Linked DNA regions of Homo sapiens: region 1 is linked to region 2. The links are chromatin loops, found by intact Hi-C in ENCODE. Cell type or tissue: CD4-positive, alpha-beta T cell. All regions are shown on one strand. Links, peaks and the distances in the headings refer to the core of each region. The heading gives the core; the rest is flanking DNA. Region 1 holds the start of BZW1-AS1 (BZW1 antisense RNA 1). Region 2 overlaps TMEM237 (transmembrane protein 237).

What was found. Peaks named below come from ENCODE experiments on the same cell type or tissue, not always from the same donor. Only the 100,000 strongest peaks of a DNase experiment are listed, where the experiment ranks them.
Region 1: it touches region 2 in a loop (2.6-fold over the local background); 3 of 110 quality-filtered maps call a loop at or near these places.

Annotation. Positions count from the first base shown.
Region 1 is chr2:200,797,618-200,814,160 of GRCh38, reverse strand. It overlaps BZW1-AS1 (BZW1 antisense RNA 1), which reads left to right and starts at 1,991. Exons shown (of 4, transcript NR_110275.1): 1 at 1,991-2,376. BZW1 (basic leucine zipper and W2 domains 1) reads right to left here and starts at 2,251. Exons shown (of 12, transcript NM_001207067.2): 1 at 2,171-2,251; 2 at 880-953. The coding sequence starts at 943. RefSeq lists enhancers at 898-1,413, 1,414-1,929, 2,778-3,037 and silencers at 1,678-2,047, 2,578-2,727. In CD4-positive, alpha-beta T cell, for the core only: no CTCF peak of the experiment used is centred there; no DNase peak of the experiment used is centred there.
Region 2 is chr2:201,630,300-201,639,194 of GRCh38, reverse strand. It overlaps TMEM237 (transmembrane protein 237), which reads left to right. Exons shown (of 13, transcript NM_001044385.3): 4 at 150-206; 5 at 2,310-2,447; 6 at 5,764-5,884; 7 at 6,987-7,144. Among named protein-coding and RNA genes, the nearest start is that of TMEM237, 8.8 kb to the left of the region's middle. In CD4-positive, alpha-beta T cell, for the core only: no CTCF peak of the experiment used is centred there; no DNase peak of the experiment used is centred there.

The DNA.
Region 1 (16,543 bases), core at 4,888-12,887, 830 kb after region 2:
AGTTTACAACTCCAGCTCCTTAAGAAAATTTACCAGCTAAATCTAAATGAATCTGCAAAGATTAGAATCAAATCACACTTTGGTCTCCCCACCACTACTACAAGGGGACAGACAGCCTATGATTAGTGATTTTAAAATTCTACAATATATATCTCAAAATGTCTGCTACTTAAGGAAGAAAAAGAAAAACACAACTTATAACCAGTAGCTGACCTAGTTCTTCATTTCCTCAAAACCACCTGTAAAACAAGGTTAATATGCTTTTGACCAAAAACAGTAAAAATATATCTGAGACTACGTCTTATTTAGCTTTATATCACTAGCACAGCACTTTGCTACAGAATTCAATACTCACCTAAGTACACACTAATGCAAAAAAAAAATAGTAATATAATTCTAATACTTTTTCTACTAAGTCTGTATTTCAAAAGACATTACAATGTGAATCCTGTTCCACAATTAACTTCCATGGGTGAAGTCTGAGTTTTCTCTCACAAATCTTCACAAAATCTGGGTGACTACATTAGGAGTTCTCCTTTTATAAATTAACATTTTTGCTCATTTAAGTTTGCTTAAATGAGACTGCCTGCTAGTGAAAACAGAGCCCTTATTTTTATTTTTAAAAATATTTTACCTTCACACCGAAAAGAAGATTCACTAACCGGCTTAGAGATATATTGATACTAAAAATTAAGGCTTGAGCAGTAAAGCAGTAGAAATATTAAAGGTGTATGTGAAATGGCAGTCAACGAGAAATTCAAGTTTCTTTCTGGTATCTTCTTTTGAGGCTTTAGTAATATGCAAGTACCTGTCAGAGAAGGCAAGATACACAAGATGTTCTGGAGGTTTGAAGAGAGACATTAAAACGTAAATATTTACCTCTTTTTCTAGTTTTAAAACGCTGGCCTGATAGCGTTGGCTTTTGCTGCTTTTGATTATTCATAAAAGACACCCTAGGAAAGGAGAAATAAAGCCTTAATATCAGTGCCATAATACTAATTTTTAAAGCAAAACATCAAACCTTAGTCTAGTCACATATGAATCAAATGGAACACCCACTCTCAGGATATAAAGCTGGCAATTATACCCGATACAGGCACAAAGAATTACCTGCACTTGAATCAAATGTACGTCAAAATGTGCATTTCTCTCTACAAGAAACCCTTCAAATTAGTGCTGTGAACTACTTTTAAGCGACATTGTAGTGCTACAGTGATCACCCGTCATAAACCTAATTGTTCAGTTTTCTCCACATTCCTCTTTACATTCACTTACATCTTCCACGACCACTAAGCATCGCAGAACGCAAAGAGAGATTATCACCATAGTCAGCAGGCATCCAAAATGTGTATGCCAATTCTAAAACACTGTCAAAAGGTGAACCCCTTCTTCTGACAAGCCTGGTTACGGGCAGCACCATCCTACCCTAGGTCATGCCTGTGACCGCAACAGCGGCCGCCTTGCACCACTCAGGCCTGCAAAACTAACAGCCAGCCCAGCCTCCTTCGCCCATATCCCACAGTCCTAGCCTCCTCCCCGGTAACGTGTCTCCCAATCCACACCCTTCCCATGCCTCCCGCCCGAGCCACAGATCACCCGCTTCCCGCCCAGGACCCCATCGGCCACAGCGGGGCGCCGTAGGGTCCCGCGGCTCTTTCTCCACTGACCCTGTCGCCTGCGGTGGCGGCCGCCGCAACGAGCGGACCACAGTCACTGAGGCGCTTTGCGCCGGGGCCCCAGGCGCCCCGTACATCCGCCCGCCCTCCAGCGAAAGCAGCGGCGGAGGCGGCGGCCGCAGCGGTGGTGGGTGGCAGCCCCTCCGCCCCGCCCGCCGGAAGCCCCCACGCGTACATCACACAACAGAGGCCGCGGCGGCTTTGTTAGCCAGGCCGGGCACGGCCCAGAGGGAGCCCGCCTCGGCCACTGCCTTCGCAGCCAGCGCCGCGGCGCACACCCGGACCCCACCTCCCCACCCGGGCCGCCGCTACCCCTCGGCCTCCCTGCCGAAGCGGCGGCCTTTCAGGCCCTAGATCCGGCCCGGCCTCAAGAGGCGACCTCCGTTCGGGCCCATCCAAGCCGGGCCGCATCCAGCCCGCCGCCTCCCTCTCCCTCTGCCCGGCGTCCACGACCCGCAGCGTCCGCCCGGGGTGAGCGGGGCGCCGCGTCTCACCGAATTTAAGGCGAAGAGGAAAGAGCCAGAAATCCCCGATGTACCGGCAACTGCGGCGGTGTCTCCTCTGCGACCGGAACTAACGCCAGGAGGAGGGAGAGGTGCCACCCCCGCCCGGACCGCTCTCCTATCGCGAGATTTCTTCCCCTTGCCCCGCCCTGATCGTGGACAGGCGCTTCCGCCTTTTCTATTGCGCGCGGATTAGGGTGAGGGACTGGGATAGGGGAGGGGAGAGACGTTTCCAGTCTTCTTTATTCCCTTACTGGGTTCCACGTCGCCTGGACACTTGTCCTAGACTAGCTTATTTTTCTTCCCCCGCTGCGTCGTCCGCCCTCTTCACACATGGAGGGGTTGGAAGAGCGGAGCCGGCCCCCGCCGGTCTCGAAGTTGGACGCGTCCTCCTGGAGTCCCTCGCCGCCGGCCCCCTCCTCCAGCACCGGAAGTCGAAGCCCGAGGGCGGGGGGCCCTCGGGTCGTGCGGGGGCGGAGGCTGGGGGCGGGCATGGGGGCGTGGTTTGGGGAAGGAATCCGCACCTCGCCTCCGCCCTGGCCGGGATGGGCGGAGTTCGCTCCAGCTGAGTCCCCTGCCTGGCGACTTTTCTCTGAGGGGCTGTCTCATTGTTCACTACCTCCCTTAAGAGCGAAGAGGACACAGGCCGAAGATTGAGAAGGGGAAATTCTGTCCTCCAACCGCGGTCCCTGCGCGCTGCAGCGGTTGTCTCCCGAGTGTGGTGGCTATGGGGACTTGGAGAGCATCAGAATCCCTTGGAGGACTTGTTATAACAGACTGCTGGGCCCCACCCGTAGTTTCTCATTCTGTAGGCCTGGTGTGGAACCCATGAATGTGCATTTCCAACAAGTTATCTGTGATGCTGCTGCTGGTCCGCACCTTGAGAACCCCTCAGTTAGAGGCTATATCATCAGGGAGCTGGGGTACGATCAGATTAGATAGTGCGTGTGAAAAGCACTGTGGACGTGACAAAACTCTGTGCAGATAAAGATGCACAGCGCCTCTAGGATGTAGCCCCATGTTTTTATTCACTGTACAGTAGTTTACTTCTCTCCAGTTGCTTCCTCACTCTCTGGTAGGAGGAGAGTGGCTTCTCTTCCCTAAACCTTTTGATAAAATAGTTTGTTGACTTCTTTTCCCTAATTAACTATCTGACCTCTACCCCACCCCCCCGCAACTTCATGGAAAAATGACTTTCTCAGCGTTCGTTCCTGAAATTATTGCCAAACCCAGTGTTTTATTCTTCACCCTGTTTGCCTCCTCTGAGCATTGAATGTTACCTACCTCTCTCCTTGAATCCTGGCTCCAGCTATCCTGGTTACGTTCTGAATGTGCCTTTGCACGGTATTTTCTGACTCTTCTTTTCTGTACTGATACCTTTTCTTTCTGGATACTTTCTTCTATGGCAGTCTCATACATTCTCAAGGATTTAACATTTACTCCACTTAAAAGAGTTCCAAGATCATCTACTGAATCATTAAGCAAATATTTGTTAAATCCAGGCTCTATGCCCTTCCAAGTTGAGGCAACAGCAGTGGGAAGGAGGCAGGAAACAAACTGCATCTGTTGGAGGAACTGCAAGAAGCTAGTGTGATTGGGAGGGCTGTGGGGAGCAGAGGGAAGTGGCTGGAGTCTGATCTCTAAGTGTCTAGCCCCTTCCTTTCTCCCAAGGCCCCAGTCCACACTATCTGGCATCTTCACTTCATGGCTAATTTAACACTGTCAGTGCTGTCAATTGCTCTTCCCCCAGAACTGTATTTTTCACATCTGAAGTTCTGTTAAAGGACAACGTTTCACAAATAAAAATGATAACTAATATGTCCCTATATGTATCAGGCCCTCTTCTATGCACTTTATGTAGTAACCCCATTTCATCCTGAAAACTACCCTGTAATCTAGACACTATTATTAGTCCCATTTTACAGATGGAAAAGCCGAGGCATCGAGGTCAGGTAACTTGTCTAAGATCATAGCGCTAGTAAGTGGAAGAGGTCCAGTTGAACCCAAGCAGTCTGGCTTCACCATTATAATGCACCGCCTTACCACCAAGATCTTATTTATTCATTCAACAAATATTTATTCAGCTAGAGACCAGTAGAGATAGTGACATGTTACGCCTATGGCCTCACAAAGCTTATCTTCTATTTTTGCCACGTTTTAAAATTGTATCATCTTTCCCCAGTACCATCTTGATTTAGGCATCTATTACCCCTAACTAAATGGGACTTTTGCAATAACTTCCTAACTGTACTATCCCCTTTCTCAACATTTCCAGAGCAATCTTCTCAACTGCAAGCTGAATCATTTCTCTTCACTGTTTAAATGCCTCTGTTTATACTCAGGGATAGCTCTGACCAATGTTTTTCACCTTTACTTCCCATCACATTTGTGGTTCTTAACCTGTTATTACCATCATTGTGGGGTATGTAGCAAATGATTTTTGACTAAAAATGATATTAAAGTAAGCAGATTATTTTCTTTAAAATGTAAAGTGGATTAAAGGTTTTCCTGAACTCCTGGCCTCAAATAATCCTCCCACCTTGGCCTCCTGAAGTGTTGGGATTACAGACCACACCTTGCCACTTATCTTTTCTCTGCTTTTGGGTGCACCCATGGGAATAGGCACCGTGCAGCTAGCAGGGGAAACGTTGTTTGTGAATTGTATTATGGTAGGAAAAGGTTCCAAACAATTGAACTCTATGCTTTGGTCAGACAGGACACATCTTGTCTTGACCTTTCTTGAGATGTCCTTCCCTCATTTTCCACTGTCAAAATCCCACTATTGTTTCAAGCCTTATCTCAACTACTGCTTTTTTCCCATAAGCCTTTCTTAGTCATGGATGTGAACACATTCCTTCTTTGTAATTGGGCTACAGGCATGAGCCACTGAGTCTGCTAATTTTTTTTTTTTTTTTTTGGTGATGATGGGGTTTTGCTTTGTGGCCCAGGCTGGTCTCAAACTCCTGGCCTTAGGTGAGCCTCCCGCCTCAGCCTCCCAAAGTGCTGAGATTATAGGTGTGAATCATCACGCCTAGCCTTGCCCAGTTTTATGGTTGTTTTGGGAAAAAGGATATGCTGATTTCTTCACTCTGCCATTGCTGTGAATCCCCCTTAGTACTTTTGGATTTAAAAATTTTGAACTACTTAAAAAGAAAGGTGCTAAGTGCAACATGTGAATGTGCTACTGCTTTTAACTTCATTGATGGGAATGGATACCTAAGTGTTTCTTTTTTAAAAGCAAGTGACAATAGGTTTTTATTCCTAACAACTAGAAGAATATCAAGGGCCTGTTTTGAAAAGCACATTGTTGCCCTTGGAAAATGAGCTGGGGGAAGTATTTATTCCTATGCTTTGAGTCTTGTAGAAGCTTATAGAACATCCTATGAACCTGGCTTAAATATTGTAGCATATGTATATGAAATACTTCTAGTTACACACACCTATATATGTATGCATATATTTATGTATGTATGTGTGGCCAGAAGTATTTTCATAGGCTCCACAAAATTTTTACAGTGAAAAAGCTTTGAGGTACAATGAGCTTTTAAATAATTTCATTTTAGGTAAAAAATGTGTTAAATATCATTCACTTGCTACATATCTCATATATACCATTTCTTTTACTTCTTCATAGAATTATTTTAATAGTTATAATTATTAATAATATTTGACATAATCAAGATAAAAAGCATTGCTTAGTTACATTAACATTTTAGTAATATTTGTTAAATAAATACCCTCTTTTAGCAAACACACTCTATTATTTAGATTTTAGTTTTTTTTTTTTTTTTAATAGAGACAGGATCTGGTTATGTTGCCCAGAATGACCTCCAACTCATGGGCTTTAGCAATCCTCCCACCTCTGCCTCTCAAAATGTTGGGATTTATAGGCGTGAGCCACCACACCTGGACTCGATTTTTGAATAGGCCGAAATAATTGGGAAGCTTAGGGATTCAAGAAATTTGGCATACATGCATTTTCTGTTTCTCTCTCTCCCCTCTTAACATCAGAATAATGACAGGTTAAGGTGAAAACTCTTTGCTCCTGTAAAGTGCTTGTTCAGAATATAGTTTGAAGTGAGTTGCCAAATAAGTGATATTTGGGGTGATTTAAATATGTGCATTCTAAGTTATATAGCATTCAAGACATTCATTAAAACGAAGCAAAATAAAAACCAACAAGAGAACAGTGTAATGGCATGTGGTATGTTAGCTATAGGATTGTTTAGAAAAAACTGTTTACTGCTTATTATTAATAGTTCATATCTCCTAGAATATTACTGCAGAACTGAAGATTAAGAAATGTTACTAAGAGGCCGGACGTGGTGGCTCACGCCTGTAATCCCAGCACTTTGGGAGGCCGAGGCGGGCGGATCACGAGGTCAGGAGATCGAGACCATCCTGGCTAACACGGTGAAACCCCGTCTCTACTAAAAATACAAATTAACCGGGCGTGGTGGCGGGCGCCTGTAGTCCCAGCTACTCAGGAGGCTGAGGCAGGAGAATGGTGTGAACCCGGGAGGCAGAGCTTGCAGTGAGCCGAGATCCCGCCACTGCACTCCAGTCTGGGCGACAGAGTGAGACTCCGTCTCAAAAAAAAAAAAAAAGAAATGTTACTAAGGACGCCAGATCCAAACATCTCTGTGTTGGAAAATTATCTCCAATGCATAACGGTTTCCTTGGCATATTTAGATGGCCATCTTTCTTTGATGTCTTTTTTAAAACCTACATTTCATTTTTTGGGAGCCTCAGTGCGATGGAATTTTTTTTTTTTTTTTTTTGAGACGGAGTCTCTCTCTGTTGCCCAGGCTGGAGTGCAGTGGTGCGATCTTCACTCACTGCAACCTCCGCCTCCCGGGTGCAAGCGATTCTCCTGCCTCAGCCTCCTGAGTAGCTGGGATTACAGGTGCGTGCCACCACCCCTGGCTAATTTTTGTATTTTTAGTAGAGACGGGGTTTCACCATGTTGGCCAGGCTGGTCTCAAACTCCTGACTTCAAGTGATCCGCCGGCCTCAGCCTCCCAAAGTGCTGGGATTACAGGTGTGAGCTGCCGCGCCCAGCTGATGGAAAGTTTTTATTTAAGATGAAAAAGCAACTAAACTAAATAGAACTTAATCACTGCCTTATTGCTATTATTAGTAGTACTACTGCTATTACTTGGTATGTACTACTATTAGTAGTAATAGAGTGGTCACAGTAGACCTTAAATTTATAGAGGATGTTACTGTTTACAAAATATTTTCACATGCATTTTATAATTCTTCACAGAAACTTTGTGAGAAAGTAAGGCTGCCTTGCTTTCAAAGCAAGCTAACTATAGATAGAATTGATGATTATTAGTCTTCCAGAACAAGGCCATGGACTACCATTAAGTAAACTTAATGTCAATTTATCTGATAAGAAAAAGTGGAACCTTTTTTCTAATGATACATTTCAGGTCCTACTCTTAAAAAGCAGTCTTGGAAGATTTCCCAGATCTTTCTGGGATAAAATTAGTTTTCTTTAAAAAAGCAGTTTCATTTTCCAGAACTTAACCAGTATAGAAGGCTTTAGCATCAGAGAACTTTATACAATAAGGCTTGCCCAGCACAGAGATCCTTAGCACTAGGTGACTAGTTATAGTAAGTGCTGAAATGAAATTCTCTGTTAGTTCTCTATACCTGTGCTTTGAATTCAACTCACATTTTTCAATACCTAAATGCCACGAAGAACTTTCAGAACCTAAGCGTGTTAGGCCGTTCTTGTGTTTCTATAAAGAAATACCTGAGGCTGGTGCGGTGGCTCAGGCCTGTAATCCCAGCACTTCGGGAGGCAAAGGCAGGCGGATCATGAGGTCAGGAGATGGAGACCATCCTGGCTAACACGGTGAAACCCTGTCTCTATTGAAAATACAAAAAATTAGCCAGGCGTGGTGACACGCACCTATATTTCCAGCTACTGGGGAGGCTGAGGCAGAAGAATCGCTTGAATCCAGGAGGTAGAGGTTGCAGTGAGCTGAGATCACGCCACTGCACTCCAGCCTGGGCAACAGAGTGAGACTCTGTTTCAGAAAAAAAAAAGAAGAAGAAGAAGAAATACCTGAGGCTGCGTAATTTATAAAGAAAAGAGGTTTAATTGGCTTATGGTTCTGCAGGCTGTGCCAGTGTGGCACGAGCATTTGCTTTCAGGTGAGGGCTTTGGGAAATTTACAATCATGGCAGAAAGTGAAGTGGGAGCAGGGACATCACATAGTGAGAGTGGGAGCAAGTGTGAGTGAGGTGGGAGGTGCCACACACTTTTAAACAACCAGATCTCACGGGAATTCAGAGTGAGAACTTACTTATTACCAAAGTGTTGGTGCTAAAGCACTCATGAGGGATCCGCCTCCACGATCCAATCACCTCCCACCAACATTGGGAAATACATTCAACATGAGATTTGGGAGGCGAGAAACATCCAAACCGTATCACCAGGTAAAAAGGGCTATAAAATACCATTAAGAACATTGGGGTTTCATGACTTCAGAAATTTTAAGAATTTCTTGCCTAGGAAGAACAATGTACAAGCAACAGATTTAATTGCCTTTGAGAAACGCTTTTGGTGAGAACTCTTTAGGAAGGACTCTGCTTTTCCTTATGTGCCTGGTGTGCTGTAATGGAGGCCCAAAGATAGTCATGGTGCTTGTGACATGCACTGTCCAGTGAGGGACATGGTACAATACCACCACGAATGTATCATACAAGGTGCTATTAGAATATGGAAAAGGGAGTGACCAACTCCACAGGGCTGAGAAGGAAGGGGTTCCCAAAAGATTTGGAATAGGAAGCATTTGAGGTAGGTCTTGGCAGAAGAGAAGAGGTTGGTCAGATGGGGAAGAGGGAGGTAGGAGCAGCATGTGGAGCAGCCTGAAATGTAGCTGTCACATTCTAGAGCAGGGAGCAGCTTGCTGTGTGTGGTGTAGGGTGTATGTGTATCTGTGTATGTGTATGTTGGGACAGGGATGGCAAAGATGAAGAGGGGGTTAGCTTGAGAAGGGCTAAGAGCCCATCCTAAGGAGTTTGGTCTTCACCTATGTTCTGCTTTCTATGTGGTAATTCACTTTAAAATGCTTAAGAAATTTAGTGTAAACTATATGATATATTTAAACATAAGGTAACTTTTTTCTACACCCTAGGTAGCATCAACTTGCACTCTAGGTGTAGTTAATTAGCATTTGATGAATCCAAATCATGAATCCACACTTCAAAATTGGTTACCTACACATTTCAACTAATTTTCCAAGAGTCCATTTTAAGGTTTTGTTCCTTGGTATAGTGGATGTTAGAAATAAGATACGTGGTTGGTTAGAGACTTTACACTTGCTCTATGAACCTCATCCGAGGAAGGTGGAGGAATCCAGCAAGCGATGCTGGCAGCAGCCTTCAGGTGTGGATTGCTATTGGTTCTCAGTACTCTCCTCCCAGAGGGCTAGATGATTCTGCCGTCAGTCTGTTGTGTCCATTCAGAGTGAATCTGTCATGTGAGATGTTTGACTTATCTCTAACTTTTAGTGGGGGCTGTGGATATTTATGAAGAGGACCTGCCAATTGCTGTGTTCATCAATTGCCTAATTGCCTGAGATCACTGTGTGACAATCTGGTCAGTAGTGGAGACCACTAGAGATTATCTATATGATACCAGCAGACTGTCAATATTATAGAAAAATTACTCTGGGGAAGGGAAGCATTGGTGAGCTGGAGGATAAGACCCTGTTGGATTCCATTTCAACCAAGTCAATATAACCCTCCAACAACCTGCTTTTTGTATACTTGCTTTTCTTTCTCTTCCCTCTATGGATTCTTGAGCTACCCAGATTAGGCCAGGTACAGTGGCTCACACCTGTAATCCCAGAGGTTGGGAGGCCAAGGCAGGAGGATCACCTGAGGTCAAGAGTTCAAGACCAGCATGGGCAACATGGTGAAACTCCATCTCTACTAAAAATAAAAAAAATCAGCTGGGCATGGTGGTGTGCACCTGTAATCCTAGTTACACAGGAGGCTGAGGCAGAAGGGTTGCTTGAGCCCAGGAGTTTGAGGCTGCAGTGAGCTATGGTGGTGCCAGTGCACTCCAGCCTGGGTGACAAAGTAAGACCCTGTTCCAAAAAACCCCCCAAAACAAAACAGTACCCAGATTCTGGCATTGCCTCTTTGGGTGGTATATCAGGATAGGGTAGGGGTGGGAAGCAGGATGTGGGAATTTTGAAAAAGCTCCTTAAGTGGTTCTGATAGATCTACTCTTGCTTCTTCTAGGGATAGATAATTTAGGAGTGGGAAGAAGAGCATTAGGGCCAAGGAGAAGAGGATTGGATTGTGTGTGTGTGTGTGTGTGTGTGTGTGTGTGTATTTCCTCAATTTTTGTGGATTATGAGCAACTTGTGGAGATTGAAAAATGAGCTCCCAAACTTTGATTTATTTACTTTTTGGATAAAAATATAAATAAACTATTGGTAACAATGGTGTTTGAAAGGCCTTGGGAGGAATATATTTTCATTATACTTATCTGGATAAGCTTGGAGGACATTTACATTCCAACAAATTCTTGAGCACAAGGAACAAAGAAACCAAAGAAATGGAAAAAGGTCTTAACTAAATCGGTACAGGCTCTGTTCTTGTTATATTTACTAAAAGGAAAAAAAAGGAAAAGAAAGAAGTTTATCATTTTTTTTTCAAATTTTTTTATTGTGGTAAACATACATAACCTAAACTTTACCATTTTAACCATTTTTAAATGTACAGTTCAGTGTTATTAAATATATTTATAATGTACAACTATCACCACCATCTATCTCTGTAGCTCTTTTCATCTTGCAAAACAAATCTTACACCCGTTAAACAATAACTCTGATTCTCCTTCCCCACATGCTTGGCAACCACTATTCCGTTTTCTGTCTCTCTGATTTTACTACTTTAAGGTTTTCATATAAGTGGAATCATACAGTATTTGTCTTTTTGTGACTGGCTTATTTCATTTAGCAAGGTTCCTCAAGGTTCCTCAAGGTTCATCTATGTTGTAGCTTGTGTCAGAATTTCCTTCCTTTGGAAGGCTATTATTTGTATAATATATACCACATTTTCCTTATCCATTCCTTCATTGATGGACACTTGGGTTGCTTCCACGTTTTAGCTATTGTGAAAAATGCTACTGTGAACATGGGTATATAAATATCTTATTGAGACCTTGCTTTCCATTCTTTTGCTATAAACATAAAAGAAGTGGAATTGCCGGCCAGGCATGGTGGCTCATGCCTGTAATCCCAGCACTTTCGGGGGCTGAGGCAGGCAGATCAAGAGGTTAGGAGTTTGAGACCAGCCTGGCCAACATGATGAAATCCTGTTTTTACTAAAAATACAAAAATTAGCCAGGCATGGTGGCATGTGCCTGTAATCCCAGCTACTTGGGAGGCTGAGGTAGGAGAATTGCTTGAACCTGGGAGGTTGAGGTTGCAGTGAGCCAAGATTGTGCCATTGCACTCCAGCCTGGGCCACAGAATAAGACTTCATCCTGGGGCAAAAAAAAAAAAAAAAAAAAAGAAAAGAAAAAGAAAAAAGAAATGGAGTTGCTGAATCATTGGGCAATCTAATTTTTGATTTTTGAGGAACTACCATACTGTTTTCCACTGCAGCTGTACCATTTTACATTCCCATCAGCAGTACACAAGTGTTCCAATTTCTCCATGTCCTGGCCAACACTTTTTATTTTGTGGTCTTTGTTGTTTGTATGTTTTTCAACTTTTATTTTAGGTTGAGGGGGTCCATGTGCAGGTTTGTTATATAGGTAAACTCATATCATAGGGCTTTGTTGTACAGGTTATTTTGTCATCCAGGCGCTACGCCTAGTACCTAATAGTTATTTTTTCTGATTCTCTCCCTTTTCCAATCCTCCACCCTCAAGTAGGCCCCAGTGTCTATTGTTCCCCTATTTGTGTCCATGAGTTCTCATCATTTAGCTCCCACTTATAAGTGAGAACATGCAGTATTTGGTTTTCTCTTCCTGCATTAGTTTGCTAAGGATAATGGCCTCCATCTCCCTTCATGTTCCTGCAAAAGACATGATCTTGTTCTTTTTTTATTGCTGCATAGTATTCCATGGTGTATATATACCACAGTTTCTTATTCAGTTTCTCATTGATGGGAATTGTATTAGTCTGTTCTCATACTACTATAAAGAACTACCTGAGATTGGGTAATTTATGAAGAAAAGAGGTTTAATTAACTTACAGTGCTGTAGGCTGTATAGGAAGCATGGCTAGGAGGCCACAGGAAATTTACAATCATGGCAGAAGGCAAAGGGGAAGCAAGGCACATCTTACATGGCAGCAGGAGAGAGATAGCACAAAGGGGGAGGTGCTACACACTTTCAAACAACCAGATCTCATGAGAATTCACTATCAACAGAACAGCAAGAGGGAAATCTACCCCATGATCCAATTACCTCCCACCAGGCCCCTCTTCCAACACGTGGGGATTACAATTTGAGATGAGATGTGGGTGGGGACACAAAGCCAGACCATATCAGGTATTAGGTTGATTCCATGTCTTTGCTATTGTGAATAGTGCTGCAGTGAATATTTGTGTGCATGTATCTTTATGGTAGAATGATTTATATTCCTTTGGGAATGTAATGGGATTGCTGGGTCAAATGGTAGTTCTGTTTTTAGCTCTTTGAGGAATCGCCACTCTGCTTTCCACAATGGTTGAACTAATTTACACTCCCACCAAGAGTGTGTAAGCATTCCCTTTTTTCTGCAACCTTGCCAGCAGCTGTTATTTTTTGAGTTTTTAATAATAGCTATTCTGACTGGTGTGAGATGGTATCTCATTGTGGTTTCGATTTGCATTTCTCTAATCAGTGATATTGAGCTGTTTTTCATATGCTTTTTGGCCACTTGTATGTCTTTTGAAAAGTGTCTGTTTATGTCCTTTGCCCACTTTTTAGTGGGGTTGTTTGTATGGAGGTTCATCATTAGTTACATTTAGTCAATAGATTATATGTGTTGTAGAATATGAAATTTATTCATTTAAATTGTAAATAAACTATTTCATCAGGTTAATCGCTGTATAAATTATGTAGGCTCTTCTTACATACGGAAGAACCTTAGAGTCCTGTGTTTGTTTGTTTTTCCTTTGTTGGTTGCATGTCAGCATCTAACTTTAAGCATATAAACCAAGGAGGGAGTGTGGGAGAGGGGTGATGGATGAAAAACTACCTATTAGGTACAATGTACACTGTTTGGGTGATGGGTACACTAAAGTTTCAGACTTCACCACTATACGATTCACTCATGGAACCAAAAACCACTTGTGACCTTAAAGCTGTACAATATATAGTGACTCCTATACAATATGTAGTGAGCAGATTTCAAAGATATAGTCAATGAGGGAGCGAGTGTAATAAAGCAAGTTCAAAGGAAGATGTGAGAAACCAATATGGAAGAAAGAACATCAGAATAAGATTGCAGATTAGGGGGAAAAAAACCCAAATAAACAACAAAACAAAACTGGTTAATGTCCTAAGGGCAATAAAACTGAAACCTTGGGGGATTTCTTTTCAACTATACAGCAATTCTTTGTAATTTATCAATGTTTTGCAAGTTAACACCTGTATTATTTCCTATTACAGCTACAACAAATTATCCTAAACCTGGTGGCATAAAACAACACGAATTGATTATCTTACAGTTCTGAAGGTCAGAATTCCAAAGTGGGTCTCACTGGGCTAAAATCAAGGTGTCAGCAGGGCTGCATTCTACTCGGAGACTCTAGATGAGAATGTGTTTCATCACCTTCGCCAGCTTCCAGAGACTGCCTGCGTTCCTTGGCTTGGGCCCCTGACATCTTTAAAGCCAGCTACTCTAACACCAACTCTCCTGCCTCCCTTTTCCACATTTAAGGATTCTTTTTTATTTGAGATGGAGTCTCGCTCTGTTGCCCAGGCTGGAGTGCAGTGGCACAATCTCAGCTCACTGCAAGCTCCGCCTCCCGGGTTCACGCCATTCTCTTGCCTCAGCCTTCCAAGTAGCTGGGACTACAGGCACCCGCCCCCATGCCTGGCTAATTTTTTGTATTTTTAGTAGAGACGGGGTTTCACCACATTAGCCAGGATGGTCTCGATCTCCTGACCTCGTGATCCGCCCGCCTCGGCCTCCCAAAGTGTTGGGATTACAGGCGTAAGCCACTGCCCCCAGCCACATTTAAGGATTCTTGTGATTACATAGGGCCTATTGAAATAAGCCAGAATAATCTCTTTATTCTAAGGATACCTGATTAGCAAACCTAATTCCAACTGCAACATTCATTTCCCTTTGCCATGTAACCTACATAGTCACAGTTTCTAGGGATTAGGACATGGATGTCTTTGGCGTGCTGTCATTCTACATGCCACATGATCTAATGTGGTCTGGGCCCTAATAAATGGCAGATATATAAAGTTACATTTCCCTAGAGCAAACCCATCTATATAACTTTCTGGAGTGATGGATACTGGTCTTTTCTGTGCTGTTTAATAGGGTACCCAGTAGCTGCATGTGGTTACTGAATACAGTACTTGAAATGTAGCTAAGGAAACTAGGGAACTGAATTTTTTATTTAAATTATTAAAAATTAAATGTACATAGCCACATGTGGCTGGTGGCTACCATATAGACAGGGCAGCCCTAGAGCGTCAGATAACTCTGTAATGGGTTTATTAGACAGTGCTGGAAGATAACATTGACAAGTTATCTGAGTGGGGAGGTTCGCTTGAGGCCAGGACTTTGAAACCAGCCTGGGCAATATTGGGAGATCCTGTCTGTACAAAACATTAAAAAATTAGCCAGGCCTGGTGGCACAGTCCTGTAGTCCTAGCTACTCTGGAGGCCAAGATGGGAGGATTGCTTGAGCCCAGAAGTTTGAGGCTGCAGTGAGCCATGATTGTACTAGGGCACTCCAGCCTGGATGACAGAGTGAGACCCTGTTTCTAAAAGAAAAGAAACGGCTCACAGTATTTTTTTTTCTTTTTTGCATTGTTTCCAAGTTTTGGAAAATTTTGCTTAATACATGCAAGTAAAATAAATAGTGGCTCCAGCAGATTTATATCCAAAAAAAAGTGAAGCCTGGTTTCTTTGCCAAATAACTGTAGGTTCTTTCTTTTTACCTTCCTTAGGTCTCCTGGCTCATGGGTATCTGAGTTACACAGTGTAGGTTTCATCTGTACTTTTGTTGTCATAGAGCACATTCATTGGCTCTTCCTTAATCAAACATATGCAAGTATCAGTTTGAGATGGACCCTGTGGTAAGAGATGAGTAAAACACAATCCCTGTCATCAGCCAGTGGCTCATCTAGAAAGAAAGGATGCACATGCAGACAAATCGATTGTGTGTTATGTAAGAACCAGACACAATAGGGGCATAAAGGAGAGAGAGTCACTTCTACCCCAAAACTATCCATTAGCCTCAGCAAGGTTTATGGGTAGAGTGGGTTGAATAGCATCCCCCCAAATTCATGTCTACCTGGAACCTCAGAAGTGGCCTTATTTGGAAATAAAGTCTTTGCAAGTATAATTGATTAAGCTAAGATGAGGTCTTACTGGATTAAGGTGGGCCCTAAATCCAATGACTGGTGTTTTTTTGTTTTTTTTTTTTTTTGAGACAGGCCTCCCTATTGTCGCCCAGGCTGGAGTGCAATGGCACGATCCCAGCTCACTGCAACCTCCGCCTCCCAGGTTCAAGCAATTCTCCTGCCTCAGCCTCCTGAGTACCTGGGACTACAGGTGCCTGCCACCACGCCTGGCTAATTTTTGTATTTTTAGTAGAGACAGGGTTTCACTATGTTGGCTAGGCTGGTCTCAAACTCCTGACCTCATGATCTGCCCACCTCGGCCTCCCAAATTGCTGGGATTACAGGTGTGAGCCACCACGTCTGGCCCAATGACTAGTGTTTTTATGAGAAAGGAGAGGATTTGGATACAGACACACTGGGAAGAAGGCAATGAGATGATGGAGGCAGAGGTTGGGGTGATGCAGCCATAAGGAACAGCAAGAGCTGCCCGAAGAGGCGAGAAAGGATTCTTCCTGAGAACCGTGGCCCTGCCAGCACCTTGACTTTGGATTTCTAGCCTCCAGAACTGTGAGAGAATACATACTGAAGCCACCCAGCTTGTGATAAATTGTTGCAGCAACCCTAGGAAACTGACCACTGGAAAGGTGCTGGTAGGTCACAGAATTGAGGGCAGAGCTGAAGAATGGGGCGCAGGAACGAGGACACTTCTGAGGAGCTCAGCAGCAGAAGCTTGTGGACTCAACGTGGCCATCCAGGCGACCTGCTACAGTGGCCCTTTAGCTTGTGTAGCTTGCGCAAGAGCCTATCTC
Region 2 (8,895 bases), core at 1-8,000:
TTTCTTGCCTTCTTCCCCTAATCTATAAACGTTTGCCAGGCCCAGGGAAGAGAGGGAGAATTCTTCCCTGTTTAAAAGTTCTCTTCTGACTGTTCTCTGCATTGAATTTTAGGCACCCTTTTCTGTTGACGTTTTTTCTTGCTTTATAGATGATATTCCACTTAGTCGTCCTAAGAAAAAGAAGCCCAGAACAAAAAACACACCAGGTAAGACGTTATTCTTTGTTGTGTGGGATCACAAGTTTTCCCAGGACCTCAGGCGTAGTAAACATCACAGATAAGGGAGAATTAAGGCCCCAGCAGCCCCGAATCTCCACTTCATTGAGGATAGAATTAAGGCCAGTTTGAAGCAGTGGAATTCCTGGTGGTGGTGAGGTACAGGGCAGTGGGCAGCCTGAGGAGTATCTGGACGCATTCATGGAATAGAAGGTGGTGCCATCTAAGCTCCTATTTCCATGATATTCCTGGACTCTTTAAGGTCTTTTATCCCCAGACAACATACATGGTTTTAAGCTATGATTGATTCCAGACCCTTGAACAAGATACTGAATTTAGAAACACAGAGTTCTTAAATCTCACTTCAATCAGAATATCTCTACATTACAGCATGAGTCTGAAGGCATGGCCACATCATCATTTAAATAGTAAAGCTTCAGTCATGAGCAGAACTCGTTTTTGTCTTAGTCATCCACTGATAATCCTGGAAGTTGCATCCGTAACTCTAAACTCAGCACATCTAGAATCCATCGTTGCCTTTAAGAATAAATAATTTTTTTACGTCTCATGATTTTCTGTTAATGGAACCTACCATTTTCCCAGCCCTCAGGCCTGAAACCTCAAGATTATCTTTACCTGATCCTTTAACTTCACTCTTTACTTGAGACCTCTCACACTCCTAAAAGGTTTCTGTGGTTGCTGCTCCTTTTTTAAAACAAACAAACAACAACAAAAACATAAAAGGAATCATACATACTATCTTTGTTTCTTAATACATAGAGTTCTATGTATTCTTAAACAGTGACTTCATTGTATTACATGATAAGAATGTACCATAATCACTGCTCTGTTATTTATTTAGGTTATTTCCAATTTTTCACTCCAACAATGTTGCAGTTCTGCATAAAATAGTGGGTGGTAGGGAAGAAGTACTTCTGTAGGATGGATTGCTAGCAGTGGAATTGCTAGGTGCAGGATGTGTGCATTATTAGTATGACTGACTCTGCTAAATTACCTTAAGGAAGCTTTAGTTATTATCTTGCTACCTGTAGAGTCTGAGAGTGTCTCATTCTCTAAATCCTTAACAACATTGGACAATAATCAATCTTTAAAATTTTTTTGTTAATTTAGTGGGGGAAAAGTAGCTTATTTTAGTTTACATTTCTCTATGTACTACTGAGGTTAAACATTTTCATTTGTTTATTGATACATTTCTATTTTTTTTTTTTTTTTTTGAGACGGAGTCTTGCTCTGTTGCCCAGGCTGGAGTGCAATGGTGTGATCTTGGCTCCCTGCAACCTCCACCTCCTGGGTTCAAGCGATTCTCCTGCCTCGGCCTCCTTGAGTAGCTGGGACTACAGGCGCATGCCACTACACCCGGCTAATTTTTGTATTTTTAGTAGAGAGGGAGTTTTGCCATGTTGGTCAGGCTGGTTTCGAACTCTTGACCTCATGTGATCCGCCTGCTTTGGCCTCCCAAAGTGCTGGGATTCCAGGCATGAGCCACTGCACCCAGTGCAATTTCTATTTCTTTTGTGAAGAAGACAAGCAAGGAAGGGAATGCAGTCAGGTATGTGTTAAAATTCTTTTAAAAGATTTCATGAGGGAAGAAGTTGAAGTGAATGACCAAATGAAGAGACTTATAAATTACCTGCTAACTCCAATTATCCATGATGACTTTATTATTCTTTAACTTATTAATGAAGGACTTTACTATATAGAGGCTGATGAAAATTCTTAAGGCAAGAGGCAAGTAAGAGAATTCTCTATGGTATCAGTTTTTATTATGTTTTCCACCTTTTTCAAAGTTCTAAATGTTCTGAAGCAATTTCTCCTCCTCCTGTCTTTTGCTCTTCTTTTTAGCCCCCTCGTTTTTTCTTCCTCAGCCTTTCTTATTCCTTCATTTATTTCTTTTCCTAACTTAAAGCCCAAAGTTACAGGTGAGGAGGAAGGAAAGATTTGGGGGATAATTAGTTCTGAAAGAGATGGGGTTATTCTATAGGAAACATTCTAGTTACCTTTTCCTCCATCTTTTTAAGATTCAGTGATCTTTGCTCAAGTAATCTCATTTTTTTCTACTCTGTTTTTCTATAGCAAGTGCTTCTTTGGAAGGCCTTGCTCAGACTGCTGGTCGAAGGCCCTCTGAGGGCAATGAGCCATCAACTAAAGAACTCAAAGAGCACCCAGAGGCTCCTGTTCAAAGAAGACAGAAAAAGACAAGGCTACCTCTTGGTATGTGAAGAAACCAAGGTTAAGTTGTGATAGCACTTGTGATTTTGATGACATGATAAAAACCTCTCTGCTTTCATTTCTTTCCCCCTATCCATATCCCACAGGTGGTTTCTTGCTTTTATGTTTAAAATATTTACCACTAGAATAACTCCAATGGCTTAAGCCAAGAATACTTTACAGGTCTCTTTTGATCATATATGTATAGATTATGAGAGGAGGGCAACAAATACAGGACTAAACAGAAAGTTCAGATCTCAGTGCATAGAAAAATCTAGTAAATGATGAAATGGACATTTCAGATTAGTGGGGAAATGGTAGATTCTGTACTAACAATAATATAGTGAAACAACAGCTAACATTTGTTTAGTCTTTCTATGTCCCAGGCAGTTCACAAGGTAAATAAAATACTATACCATTTTTTGGCCTATCAAATTGGCAATGCTTTTTTCAAATTATAAAATCCAATATTGATGGGAAATGGGTGCACTCATGCTTTGCTCATAGGAGCATAGATACAGCCTGTCTGGATTTCTGGGAATAGTAGTAAATTCAATAGCTGCAGTAATTAAAGGATGTTAACTGCAGCGTTATTTATAAGAGTAGAAATTGGTAATGACCCAGATATTTAACGGTGTGATACTGGCTAAATAAATCATACTTCATCCATAAATAGGAACCAGGTACCCATTAAAAGGATTGTTAGGGTGACACAGATAATCATCAGTTGTGTATTATTAAATCAAAGAACAAAGGTTATAAAATAGTATGTATTGGAGGATCCCATTTTTGTAAAATATACTATGTTAATTTCTTAGGGTTGCCATAACAAATTACCACAAACTGTGTGACTTCAAACAACAGTTTATTTTTTCATAGTTCTTAGGTGAGAAGTCCAAAATCAAGTTGTCTGCAGGACTATGCTCCCTCTGAAGTCTCTAGAAAAGAATCCTTCCTTGTTTCTTCGAGCCTCTTTTTTTTTTTTTTTAAGATGGAGTTTCACTCTTATAGCCCAGGCTGGAGTGCAATGGTGCGATCTCAGCTCACTGGAACTTCTGCCTCCCGGGTACAAGCGATTCTCCTGCCTCGGCCTCCTGAGTAGCTGGGATTACAGGCATTTGCCATGATGCTCGGCTAATTTTGTATTTTTTAGTAGAGACAGGGTTTTGCCATGTTGGCCAGGCTTGTCTTGAACTCCTGACCTCAGGTGATCCGCCCACCTCGGCCTCCCAAAGTGCTGGGATTACAGGTGTGAGCCACCGCGCCTGGCCATTTCTTCTAGCTTCTTATGGTTGTTGACAGTCCTTGGCATTGTTTGACTTGTGGTGGCATAATGCCAATCTCTGCTTCCATCTTCACATTTTTCCTTGTGTGTCTGTGTCCACATTTCCCTCTTATAAGGATATCAGTTGTTGGATTTAGGGCCCATTCCAATCTAGCATGACCTCATCTTAACTTGATTTCATCTGCAAAGACTCTTGTTTCCAAATAAGGTTACACTCACAGGTATTATGAGTTAGGACTTGAACATATCTCTTTTTGGAGCACAGTTCAACCCAGAACGTAAATATGTACATACATCTACATAGTAAAAAGAATGGAAGAATATAGCAGTGTTACAGTGGTAGAAGTTTTAGAAGGAGGAAGTATGATTTTTAAAATTTTCTTCCTTCATTTATTTTACTAATTTTTTATATTTTGAGCATTATGACTTTTATAATAATTAGAAAAATGACAAAGAGTTGTATTGGAGCAAAACTCAGGGAAGGAACAAAGATGGGGAGATTAGTGCTCTCCTATTAACATCAGCCCTTATTAATAATTTATTATAATTTTCCTAATTACTTGTCCTTCTAGAAAACGGCGTGTCTTGATTGGATGGAAGAATTATAGGAGTAGAAGGGCAGGAACTAGAAAAGTCAGGAGAATGGAGCATAATTTTGGAAGGCAAGTTGAAGTGGGATGCCACAGTGCCTGGGGGCACTGAGGGTCTATGAGAACGAAGGGGCGGATGATGGCAGAAGAAGGAAAAGAGACAGAAATGGTGCTCAGACTAGCTTTAACTACTCTACAGTTTATTTCATTAGTGGCAGTAAATGTAGTTTCATTAAAAGTGCCCTTTTAGTAATTTAGTTAAGATACAAGTTTAAAAATCAAGATGGATACCAATACCTAGTTTTATAATTTGTGAAAAGTGTGTTTACAGAAATGACTTTTTTAGAAAATTCAGGACCCAACTAAGTTTTGAATCAAAAAGGACCTGTCATTGCCATTCCAAAGTACACCAAGCCTGGCAGGTTCACCTTTCTAAGTTTCTGGATTTAAAAATTGTGTTTTTATTTATTTTGTTCAGGATGACCAATGGTAGGCTCTACTGCTTGCATTATATTTCCAGTCGAGGCTGTAAGTATTTTATTACAATAGAATTGTAAGGTCTTGAAGGTATTCCAGGGAGCTAGTATTTCCAGGTAGGAAGAGTAGCTAGTGGATTAGAAGAAGGCTTCACTGACTCATTTAAACTTAATACCTACCCTGTGTGCAGAAAAGAGTTAATATAGCAGACCTGAGACTGCTATCCTTGGAAAAGCCTGCTGATAAGATTGGCCGTTAGCTGGCATCTGGGAACTTGGATGATAAACAGCTCCCTACACTGATAGAAAACTTTCCCTAAATTATAAGGTGACTCACGGTGCATTTGTGCACACATAGTGATTTTTGCTGAACATCTGTTTCCCTTCCGGGCATCCAGAATTTTGGTATGTGCTAGGCTTATGTGACTAGCCCCTAACCTTGGGCACTGTCTCTGATGAGCTTCTTTTGTACAACATGTGTCACATGTGTTGTCACAACTCATTACTCTCCAGTAATGTTAGTACATCCTATTTGACTCCACTGATAGAGGACTCTTGGAAGCTTGTACTTGGTTTCCTCTGGACTTGGTCCATGTACTTTTTCCTTTTGCTGATTTTGCTTTATATCCATTTGCTGTAGTAAACCATAATTGTGAGTGTGATGATTTCCAAGTCCTGTGAGCCCTTCTAGAAAGTCAGCGAACCAGGAGATAATCTTGGGAATCTTCAGCACAGCCTGGGTATTGGGTTACTTAATTTTTTTCCATATTGTTTGGCATTACAATTTCAATTTTTACATTGAGAGTTTAGAAGTATAACATTTTTAAAAAATTAAAAATTTGTAAGATAGTGAAAACATTTTTGCCCAATTAAAATTCTTGAAGTTCTTTTCTCTTATACAAGTCTTGTACATTACTTTTCTTTTTATGTTTTAGTTATTTGAAAAGTTAAATTTATTTTGTTTTCAGAATTGGAGACTTCCTCCACCCAAAAGAAGTCATCTAGTTCATCTTTATTACGAAATGAAAATGGTATTGATGCGGAGCCAGCTGAGGAGGCAGTTATTCAAAAACCTCGGAGGAAGACAAAGTAGGAATTTATTTATTCTTCTAACTATTCTCCAGGATTACCCTGATGCTTTGTTTGGAGCTCCGAAGCAGTAGCTTCTCATTAAGTCTTATTACATACTTGTATTTGTGTACCTCTAGGATAAGTATTATTACAAAAAATCAGTTAAACCAATCGAATGATAAATTTCAGAAGAGTAAACCACTGAGAAAATAAAAAAAATTAAGATTGTACTTAAATAAAAAAACTTAAGAGCCATCTCTAAAAAAGAAGAACACAAATAGAATATATAAGTAGCAAAATTAAACATTAAGGATATTTAAAAATTAAAGATAATGAAATAGGCTATTGTGATTTATTTTCTTATGTTAACAGAATTCAAATTATGATTATTTTAGGAATAAGTAAAACTGGGTTTTAGCATTAAGATAAAATGAGTAGTGTACTTTAAAGAAATAACACTGGAAGTCATATATATAGCACTATTATTTGTATTTGAAAATGAACCTACAAATAGTGATCAATGTCTGTGTTAGTCCGTTCTCACACTACTAATAAAGACATACCCGAGACTGGATAATTTATAAAGGAAAGAGGTTTAATTGACTCACAGTTCAGCATGACTTGGGGGTGCCTCAGGAAACTTACTATCATGGTGGAAGGTGAAGCAAACACACCCTTCTTCACAGGGCAGCAGGAAGGAGAAGAATTAGAGCTGAGTGAAGGGGGAAGCCCCTTACAAAACGATCAGATCTCCTGAGAACTCACTATCACCAGAACAGTCCCTTGACAGGTGGGGATTATTACAATTCAAGATGAGATTTTGGGTGGGGACATAGCCAAACCTTATCAGTATCTATACAGAATCATACAGTTTTAAATTTGGAAAGAAGCTTACAGATCTAGTTCAGTCACTTCAATTTTCAAATGAGAAAACTGAAGCCCTCAGAAATGTAAGTAACTTGCTGCACATAATAGTTAATAACCGATTTATTTGAGTAAAAACCACATTTCTTAACTCCAAGTCCAGGGCCCTTTCCATTATATTTATAGCTAGTTCCTTATGTAAGTCTGTAAAAAATTCAATAATCATCTATTTTTCATACATACGTCCTTATTACAGGAAAACCCAGCCAGCAGAATTACAGTATGCCAATGAGCTAGGAGTAGAAGATGAAGACATAATCACTGATGAGCAAACTACTGTGGAACAGCAGTCTGTATTCACTGCACCCACTGGCATTAGCCAGCCTGTAGGCAAAGTATTTGTGGAAAAAAGCCGTAAGTAGATGCCTTGTTTTAGAATATGAACTCTTTAAAAATTGTCCAAGGATATCCTTTATACTTCTGGAAATCTGAATTAAGGAATTAAGCAAAACTGTGTACAACAATTTATACACAAAACTGGTCATCATGCTATGATTCATGAGAGTGAAAAACTGGAAACAACCTAAATGTGAAATAGGAGAGGAATAATGTCAGTAAGTTGTGGTGTATCTATATAATAATGTTCTTCACCATTAAACATAATGTTTAGGGAGAATTTTTCATTTTATGGAAAGATTCTGATAAAAAATGAGCATATACACATGTGCACACACACACACACAGTTTGATCTATGCATAGGACAAAAGACTTGAAGGAAATAGGCTCAAATATTAATGCTGGTTGTTTCTGGATTTATGGGGTTATGGGCAATGTAAAGATCTTCCCCACCCCTGCCTGATTCTTTATTCTTTCTTGTACTTTACCAGTTTGCTGCAATTGGTAGTAGTTGTGGTGGGACAGATAATAATATAAATTCTACAATTGACAATAAGAGAAAATACATGATGATACTACCATATTAAATAAGAAATACAACATTATAGCTGTATATTCTTTTGCAAGATAGTTGTGACATTGTATAATGTATACTAGGTTTGCAGTGTATTTTAGCTCAGGCTGCTATAACAAAATACCACCGACTAAGTGGCTTAAACCACGGACATTTATTTCTCATAGTTCCTAAAGCTAGGAAGTGCAAGACAAGGTTCCAGCAGATTAGGTTACTGGAGAAGGCCCCTTCCTGGCTTGCCGACAGCTGCCACTGTGTCGTCATGTGGCAGAGAGAGCTCTGGTGTGTCTTCTTCTTCTTAAAAGGATTATAATCTCATCATGGGAGCTTTATCCTCATGACTTCATCGAAATCTAATTACCTCCCAGTGACCTCGCACTCACTGGGGGGTTAGGGCTTCAACATATGAATTTTTGGGGGACGCATTCCGTCTATAACACAGTGTTTAAGAAAAACCTACTCAAAGCATGATCATGACTATATACTACCATGGATATGTTAAGCATATGCTGCCTAAAGAACTCATCTGAAACATAAAGGTTAGTCCTTAAAATTTACAATTTAGATTTTGTGTACCTTGTTTTAGAACCCTACTTCAGAAGATCCCATTTAAGGGATCTTGCAGTTCTTGGCCAATAAGAAACCTGTGGTCTAGAGAGGCTGACTTACCCAGTGTCTCACAGTTTGGTTAGGGTGGAACTGGGACTTGAACTGTGGTTTTATGACTTCTAGTCACATGGTTTTATTCATCTACCACGTGGTCATTTAAATTACCGCAGTTCTTTTTCAAGCAGTATCACTTAATCCTCATTTTTATTCTTGCTTCACTTAGCATAGAAATTTCCCTGCTAGAGTAACTGGCCATAAAAGGTACCAGTGGTTCTATTGTCTGCCCAGAAGTTGTCTTTTCTTAGGGAAAATTGTCACACCCCTGTCTTTCATCCTCCAAAACACCTGCGAACTGGGTTTGGTGAGGATAATTGAAATGGAACCTTTCCTGTTTCCTGAGGTCTATTTGTGGATTACTAGATATACAAGAAGGAGCCTCTGAATCAACAGTAAAAAGGCTAAAGCCCTGCTCATACAATATTGCAGTGCTGACTTTTGAACTGATGTTCTTCACAGGAATGTTCTAAAGAGAAATTTATGAAGCAGCCTATTTCTTTCCTGTCATCCCAGAAAGCCATGCTACAC